2 separate regions of the Mus musculus genome follow, and region 2 is linked to region 1. A link is a loop called in an ENCODE intact Hi-C map of the cell type or tissue named here. Cell type or tissue: left cerebral cortex. All regions are shown on one strand. Links, peaks and the distances in the headings refer to the core of each region. The heading gives the core; the rest is flanking DNA. Region 1 overlaps Dst (dystonin). Region 2 overlaps Dst (dystonin).

Region 1 (4,393 bases), core at 316-4,315:
TACAGAACAATGATTTGCCATAAATGTTGAAAACAGAATACGGAGATAGCTTGATAACGTAGGCTCCATTGTGTTGCTTTAGGGTCAGTTGGGCTCAGAAAAATGTCTTTCCTTGTAAAAGTCTGTTTAAGGATTTCTGTAAAGAATTCCTTGCTCCCTTCCCACGCCACAGTTTCTGAGCTGTTCAATACAAACAGAGCACAGCCTTTTGTTGGACACAGACAGAGACAGACATCAGACAGCATACAGACAGGCACAGGCACACAGAACACGCAGACAACAGACAGTCCAGTAAACACAAGCTACAGACAAAGATACAGAGAGGTGACGAATGTATTCTCGCTCTTTAATGTATTTCTCGATGCAAGCTAACAAAGTTTACTGTCAACAAAAAAGAAGCCAGGTGATGCGGCTCATGAGTGCCATCCCAGCAACGTGAGAAGCCGAGTGAGAAGGCATAGTGGGGGTTTCTCAGTTCTGGTGAATATTAAAACCTGCTACACGACCTCTGAAATGCCAGGTGCCTGGAGCTCCCTTTGACAACTCAGACCAAGGGTTAATCTGTCTTCATGAGCTGACCACTCAGGTCACCATTGCTTTTGAATGATCATGCACAGAAACTGACTGGTAAGTCTGGCCTTTGCTTTTGGCCAAAACCTCGTAAGTTACTTGCTTGCCTTCCCCAAGCTCAGAGAACAACAAAGCAAAGGTGAATTTCACGGGCAGCTCTCCCAGATCCCAGATCCCAGATCCCAGATCCCAGATCCCAGATCCCAGCAGGTGCTGGTCCCTACCCCGTGAACACAGTCCGTGGAGGCTGAAGGCCAGGACGCTGTAAGCGTTTCTGCCACTCTGATGACTATATATTTCCTTAAAACTAAAACTCCTTCCTCCACCTCTCCTTCTACTCCTCTATCTATCTATTTATCTATTTATCTATTTAGATAGATAGATAGATAGATAGATAGATAGATAGGTTTTTTGTTTGTTTCTTTCCTAGTTGCTATGTGATTACACAAGGTTTTCCCCTGACCTTGTTCTCATTATATACTTTCTAAGATTAGGGGTTTTTTAATGTGAGACTTCTCTGTCCTAGGAGTTCTACTGAATTCATTCAATAAAACAACGAGCACATATTTTAACAGCTACTGTGAATGGAACCATGAACAACACAGAGACAGACCTGGAAGAAGGAGGTTTCTAGTGTTTATCTTGGGGACTTGCTGTTCATAGTGAGGTTGCACATTCCAAAGTCCATTACATATTACCAAATGTCCACAGACACATAAATAAGTGCAAGCTCCAGATTGTGTGGGAAATACAATAACTGGCATTTCAAAGCCCTTCTGTCTGCCTTGATCCAGCCCAACATTTCCTAGGTATATTTTTTTCTTTCATGAATGAATCAAGGCAGGGTGGGAGAGAGAACAGGAAGGGGAGGGAGGCATGCATATCTGACTGAATGGGGAGAGGGAAAAAGCTCAAAGCTTTTGTAAATAAATGGCCATTTCCATCAAGGAATGGTGGTCTGGCCTCACAAGGAACTCACCTCATCACCTACATTTCCTACGGCTGAATAAATGTGTTTAAGGTATAGTATGTGGTTACCTAAGGCTCAGAGTGGCTTTTGTTAGCTAGCTTGGAAGAGTGTCCGCTAATAAAACAACACTACAAACAGATTAATATACAACTCAGCACAGCAGTAATTATAGTCCAGTTATTACTACAGAATAAGAAGAATTAAGTTTCCCAGAAGGGGGGGGGGGACCTACATGTTCCTGAGCACCCTTCTTTTATAGGCAAAACCTTCTGTAGACAGACAGCACACACACACACACACACACACACACACACACACACACACACACACACACACACACACACACACACACACCTTTAAGGCAGAAGCTGTCTGACTGTTGGGAGATGTCCTCCACCTGCTCAGGTCTCAGTCAGTTTCACTACCCAGTGTTTCTATGCTCCCAAGTGGCTGAAGGGAGAACTGCAAGTCAGTTACCACAAGCCCTGCCGGAGCACCTCCTCCAAGAGGTCCCCTGGACAACCCTTCAGCACAAATACCATTTGTTAGTGTGTCTGGCAGGTGCCCTTTGGTTCCATTTCCTTTAATTACTCTCAGTATTCTGGTTAGTCTGGTCCCCATCACACACCGTTGGACTCCTCGTATGTGCATTATATTGGCAAAATGTCACGTGCTTGTGTAAGCCTCTTAAAAGTGAACCTGGGAGTAAGGAGTCCCTCCCGACCTCCAAAATCCCTGTCAATAGAAAGCTCTTAGAGGGTCCCTAACTCTGTAACTAGAAAGAAACACAGCTAAGGGTGTTAAAAACTTAGACCCTTAAAAACAGCCAAAATGTAACCATTCCCAGCAGAGGTTACTATTGTTTATCCCATAATATAATAACACCTGCAGTCAGAACAAGAAGGGGGTGGGGAGTTCATTTGCGGGAATCTCTTCAGTAGGCAGTCTGGCTGACCACAACTTCCCTAGTGAGTTTACTGATGGATGATGCTAAGTGCCCAGTCTGATGTTATCTCTCTGCTGCTCTTACTGGGACACTCACTGGAGGGCACGCCCAGCGCTCACTGCCCCAGGGAGGCTTCCCAGGGGAATCTCTTGCTGAGTGTTTTGAGTGCATGCTTTGGCAGTGTTCTGCAGTCAGCTACCCCCGTTTATTCTTTTACTTACATAATAAACTCTCATTCAAAACCGAAGCTATTGCAGATCATTCTCCAGACTAAGCAAAACAACGTCCTATGTTCCCATGGCAACAGCAGCCTGCCCTCCCAGGCTGCAGGGTCAGTTCTCAGCTGAGGAGTCCAGCAAATAGACCACGCTCAGAACAATTAACAGCAATGGCCCTGTTTTATGTTTTTATCTTTGCATTCCCAGCAATGACCATGCTACCAAGCAGAGAGAGGACATGCAGAGGTTTCTGGGGAAAGGAAGACGAAAAGAAGAGGAAAGACAATAGGGAGAAGGACTGAAAAGAAAAAAAGAAAAAAAAAACCACTAACTTCATAATCAGAACACTGGTCCATGACCATCTATACCTAAGTAGCTACATCAGCAGAGGTCTTCAGAAGGCCCACTTCTTACTATAAGAGAAAGGCTTCTAAACTTTATATGCCCCAGTACAGGGGAATACCAGGGCCAAAAAGGGGGAGTGGGTGGGCAGGGGAGTGGGGGTGGGTGGATATGGGGGACTTTTGGTATAGCATTGGAAATGTAAATGAGTTAAATACCTAATAAAAAATGGAAAAAAAAAAAAAGAGAAAGGCTTCTAACTTTAAACATTTAACTGTTCACAGGACCATCTGTCATGCTTATAAAAAAGGCCCTGCCTGTTCTGGCTAGACTTATATCAACTTGACATAAGCTATGAGGTAGCGTCCAGACTCAGCTGACCTTCACTGGAGAGGAAGGAACTTCCCATAAGAAAATGCCTCTCTAAGATTGGGCTAGCCTGTAGAACTCTGTTTAATTAGTGATTGATGTGGGAGAGGCCAGCCCATTATGGGTGCTGACATCCCTGGGCCTTGGGTCCTGTAAGCAAGCAGGATGAGCAAGCCATTCATTGGTGAACAAGGCAGTAAGCAGCACCCCTCCATGGTCTCTGCATGAGTTCCTGCCTACAGGTTCCTGTGCTGTTTGAGTTCCTGTCCTGACTTCCTTCAGGGGTAGACTACAATGTGGGAGTGCAAGCCAAATAAACTCCTTCCTCTGCAGTTTCTTTTGGGTCACAGTGATAGAAACCCTGAGACAGGCCCTATAGGAAATGCTGTCTTTGATGGGATTTTCAACCCTGAGTCTCCTGCCTCCTTCCTTTTCTCTTCGGGCGTTTCCTCCTCGATTCCCGGTATTATCCAGAATCGCTGGACTCTAAAGCTCCTGAGCCTCCACCTCCTGCGGAGCCTGACTGCAGACTCGTGCCACCACACCCAGCTCCCACCGATTCCGTGCTTTAGAGTAGGCTAGAGTTCCGACATACGTGGGCTCTAAGAGCTCATAACAAGAAACCGCCACTGCTTTCTTCAAACCTACACTGGAGAAGATAAAAGTCACTGCAGGAGAAAGCTAAGCCTGGACACTACCTTCAACAGAAAGACACCAGAACAGGTGCCACAAAGATGTAAGCACGTGCAACCTATGGACCATAAGCCACACACTTCCCAGGATAGCTGCGAACATACAGATAAGAAATTAAAACGCTGGACAACCCTGTGAGAAGAAAAAACAATCCCCAGGTTGGGTGTACAAACATGGTCAGTTCTGAATCCTGAGGGCGATGTAATAAAAGCCAGGCAGAAGGCAGGCGCTGACTCCTACCTATCACGTATCCCAAGCCTTCTAAAGTTTGTCTTTCATCAAACA
Region 2 (4,393 bases), core at 229-4,228, 100 kb before region 1:
CACAGACGGGACCATGGCCTCGTTCCCAGTAGGACTGATGACCTTCCATTTAGCTCGATGAGAGTTGTTTGCCAAGACACACTCATCGTCTTTGTAAATGGTTATCTGGTTTTAAATGGAAGAAAGGAAAGCTGAGGTCACCATCAATTCATCTTCCTCCACACTCGATCTTTAGAATTATTATATATATAATAATATATATATATCTTATGAGACAGAGAAATGCCTTCTGGCTAGAAAGCGTTATGACGTCATTTAATATCCAGTCTGCTTTGAGAATTACAGGTACCTCAATCTGTCTGTAGTCGCAGATGGCTTTGATGGGGATGGACGTCTTGAGTGGGTTGTCAGGATTCCTCGGCTTCAGCTGCACCACTGTCTTCGCTCGCCCCATCAGCCCTGCCACCACACTCCGGTACTGCAGGAGCTCCTCCTTTTCCTCCTAGGTAGCAAACACGGCGGGACTTGAAAATTAATGATTCAAACTTCCCATCCCACAGGGCCTCACACAAACCATCATCACTGAAGAATGCCCTGACTACTGGGGACACCTTCCACATCTCCCATCCCTCTTGAAGCCCTCTTCCTTCCTTTTTTCTGGTTATTTTGTTTCCGTTACTACTATGTACCAGTCTATGGTTATTTTGTTTCCTTGTTGCTGTTACTACTATGTACCAGTCTATGGTGTTGTTTCCCTTGTGTTACTACTATGTACCAGTCTACGGTTATTTTGTTTCCTTGTTGCTGTTACTACAATGTAACAGTCTACAAGCATTTTGTTTATTTAATGTATGACTGTGTTGCTACCCTTTAATATCTAGGCACCACAAGACAGGGTGATTCCTGCTTGCTTTGTCCATTGTTATATCTCCAGAAATGAAAACTGACCACACACATCACTGCTAAAGCAGTTTAAACATCATCAAAAACTACCCAAGCCAAAGTCTCAGTTGAATGAGTCAGCTGTGTGTCTGAAGTACAAATCTGTATGTAACATAGAACATAGAAACATAGAACAAAACACTAATCTACCCTGTTGTTTGTATGACAAAGCCCAGAGTTTCTGCATCCTTACCATGGACTCCTGGACAAGGTCTTCCAGTTTGTGAATGCTGCTGGACCTGTCACAGCTGTACTTGCGCTGGATGGCATCTTTCAGATTCCTTAGGTAATCAGTGGCTTCTTTGGCATCATTGAAAAACTAAAGAGAGAAAACTTGGCAGCTGTGGTACACTCAATGCCAGTAAAGCGCAGAGCTGTCAAATCTGGTGCCAGGCCCTCTGTGCGCCGCTGACAAGCCAGGACAGAACCAAAGCACAAAGCAACAACAGCAACATCCTTTCTGAAGCTCAAACTAATCTTTAACTTGGGTGGCTACAGATGAATATTAATTATGCAAAATGTACATGTATATTATGCATTATGTTTGGGCTTTATATTATTTTGATCAAAAGTCTGTTTTCCTTTAGGGTTCAATCAATCTTTTAAGTAGGGGTGGAATTTCATACAATATATTAAAATTTCTAAAGGAAAAAATGAAGTCTTTATGTGGTTGACTCTATAGTATATATTTTTCCTTAATATTGAACAAATTTTTAGAGTGATCTTTTTTGTGCAGTATTTGTGTGTGTGCAAATCAGAGGTCAACAACTGGAGGCTTCTTCATTTCTCTCCACCCTGTTTCTTTGAGATAGGCTCTCTCACTGAGCCTATATAATAATTATTATTATCCATTATTATAAAATAATAATAATTTTTATTATTATACTTCTATCCATATTATATTTCTATTTATCATATATAATACATTATACTATATTATATATGTATATTACAAATATATAAACATATTATATTGATTAATTATATTAATAAGTATTATCAAATAACAAGTATAACTAATTATTAATAAATGTCTCATTATTTGTCTAGGCTGGCTGGCCAGCAAGTCTCAGGATCTTCCACTCACTTTATTTTTTCATAAGTATAGTTTCTGGGAAATGAACTCAGTGCAAACACTTTGCCAACTAAAGCCATCATCCAGCCATAGGATTTCTTCCTTAAAGGCCAGAGTTTCCCCTCTAGGATGAGACAGCAGCACTTAGGTCCTGAAAAGAACGTACTGGCTTACTCCCCGTGTGCTCTGCACATTGTTTCTTTGTGGTAGTTCTGCACCTCGGCCCAAACAGCAATGCTGTGTGTTCACGCTGTGACTCTACCGACGTACCTCGAAATAGGCAGAGTTCTCCTGAATGTGCTGCTCCACGCACTGGCACAGCTGTAGGATCCAGCTCCACTGTGTCTGCATGGCCGCTCTGTACGCCTGAGGGAGGAGACACAGTGAAAGCTGGGCAGATCATTGGAATTATTACATTTAATATATAATAATATTTAAAACACTCATCTATTTGAGGGCTTCTTATTTAATGCAGCGTATTTATCTTTCATAAAGAAAAAATACTGTAGAAAGCACATCTAATTCATGAATTGTGAAACCTGTTTATGTAGAAGGTGCAATTCCTGGCCTCCCAGGAGGGGGCGCTCTGTGTGCATTAAGGATGTCTAAAGCCTGATCTAGCGAATGTCACACTGCTCCTGTCCTGTGGTCAGGCACGTGTTCCTACAGATGTACACTTAGCTGCCTCTGGGGATCTAGCAACACATAATATTATTTGCTCCCTCAAACTAAGCTACATTTCTGCTTGTTACACATGGTAAGTACACAGAACACCATCAGATGAATTTACCCACAAGGAGCTCCATGGGTCCTAAAAATAACCTGCTACCTTTATCCTAAGAGATGGTGAAGAGAAGATCAGCATGACTTGTTGGGACAGTTATTTTCGAGCCACACTGTAGTAAGCACTCAGAAGTGTTTTGTTTTGTTTTGAACTAGCGGGCAAGGTTTATGGTTGCTGATGCATCAGCCCACGCCTCGACCTTTCTTACCTCGATGGTCAAGCGGGCTGGGTGGTTTTCCAGAAGCAGCTGCTCTGCGATCTCCTGAACAGCTTTAATGCTCTCCTCCTTCTGCTCCAGCTCCCGCATCAGCTCCTAGCGAGGAAGCATCAGGAAGCGTATCAGAAATACGGCAAGCTCTTCAGGTCCAGCGCTGGCACCTGAGCCAAGCGCAGCCGACTCACCGCGTGGTAGCTTTTCTTCCGGGCGACACTGCTGTTTCTCTCACTCCAATCATAAGCAACTTCCGACTCCTCCTTTTCATTCAACCAGATAAGCTCGTTAGTTGCGCGGGTTACAAAGTTGTGGAGTGTATCGAGATGTCGCTCCTGATTTCTGGATGTATTCTTTTTAAGGAAAACCCATTGTAAGAGTCAGATCCTTTCGCAACAGGCATAAAACAGAACACTTAAAGCAAACAAATTAAAAAGAAAAAGAAAATACTTACCAAGAGTTTAGCGTACTGACTCTCTAATCTGTGCAACTTATCTGTGTAAGAGAGTTTCAGAGGCGCTGTCATCTGAATCTAAAATATGGAAGCAAAGGCATGGGGAGTTAGGGACGCTAAGTTCTGACTAATACTAATTACTGAGTTACAGGGTCTTTAAGTAAAAAGAAAATAGTATCAAAATACAATAAAATATTTAAAAGCACAAAAATTCATATACCTCACTAATTTTAGCTTCCTTAAGGCTGGATTCAAATTCTTCAATGGCTCGGTGAACATTTTTATGGTTTTCTAAATGGCTTTCAACACTTGGCAAATCTGAGCCCCATTCAGTGCGGTCCAGCTGCACCTAAAAGAGTAAAATAATGATTTACAGAAGAAGGAGGAGGAGGAAGAGGAGAAGGAAGAGGAAAAGGAAGAAAAGGAGGAGGAGGAGAAGAAAGAAGAAGAAAGTAGTAGTTGTTGTTTCAAGAATAAGACTGGACAACTGAGATAAACATTACCTGCATCTCATCAACCCAGTTCAAGAGATCTTGAACAAATTTCATATTGACTTCCTCTTCTGTCAAGTTCTGATCCAGCAAAGACGACTTGAGAAGGGGCTTTCGGATCTGCATTAGCTTCAGAGTCTGTAATGAATTTGGCTCTACCCCTAAACTGAAGTTTGGAGCTACAACTGAAGGGAACCCAGGTGCATACACCGGAGTAACTGATGGTGTCAGGCGGGAAGTCATCCCGGACGACAAGCCAGAAGTCACGCTAGAAGACGTCAAGGAAGGGGTTAAACTCTGGGTTAGCCCTGAGTTCAGGCTGGGGTGTAAGGTTTGTGCAAATCCTGAGTTTAAGCTTTGAGTGATTCCTGATATCATGAGCTTGGTCTGTTCCGTGGTCAGCATGCGTCCTTTGCTGTACACCGAAGAACATTCGTTCCTTAAGGCCATAATCTCATCACGCAGCTTTGCAACCCTGGGAAGAACACAGAGGCAT

The links. Hi-C counts contacts between places; a loop is a spot of excess contacts. Peaks named below come from ENCODE experiments on the same cell type or tissue, not always from the same donor. Only the 100,000 strongest peaks of a DNase experiment are listed, where the experiment ranks them.
Region 2: it touches region 1 in a loop (8-fold over the local background); 17 of 42 quality-filtered maps call a loop at or near these places.

The regions. Positions count from the first base shown.
Region 1 is chr1:34,058,920-34,063,312 of GRCm38, reverse strand. All of the region lies in intron 4 of Dst (dystonin), which reads right to left. Among named protein-coding and RNA genes, the nearest start is that of Mir6896, 56 kb to the left of the region's middle. In left cerebral cortex, for the core only: a CTCF peak has its summit at 2,009; DNase peaks (open chromatin) are centred at 2,000, 2,696 and 3,959; H3K4me3 peaks cover 304 bases; H3K27ac peaks cover 564 bases.
Region 2 is chr1:34,162,988-34,167,380 of GRCm38, reverse strand. It overlaps Dst (dystonin), which reads right to left. Exons shown (of 103, transcript NM_001276764.1): 17 at 3,910-4,372; 18 at 3,627-3,755; 19 at 3,407-3,484; 20 at 3,144-3,305; 21 at 2,950-3,054; 22 at 2,228-2,323; 23 at 1,076-1,201; 24 at 290-439; 25 at 1-105. Gm26788 (predicted gene, 26788) reads left to right here. Exons shown (of 3, transcript NR_165804.1): 3 at 286-1,536. Among named protein-coding and RNA genes, the nearest start is that of Gm26788, 13 kb to the left of the region's middle. In left cerebral cortex, for the core only: a CTCF peak has its summit at 2,534 (motif pointing right); a DNase peak (open chromatin) is centred at 2,545; H3K27ac peaks cover 685 bases.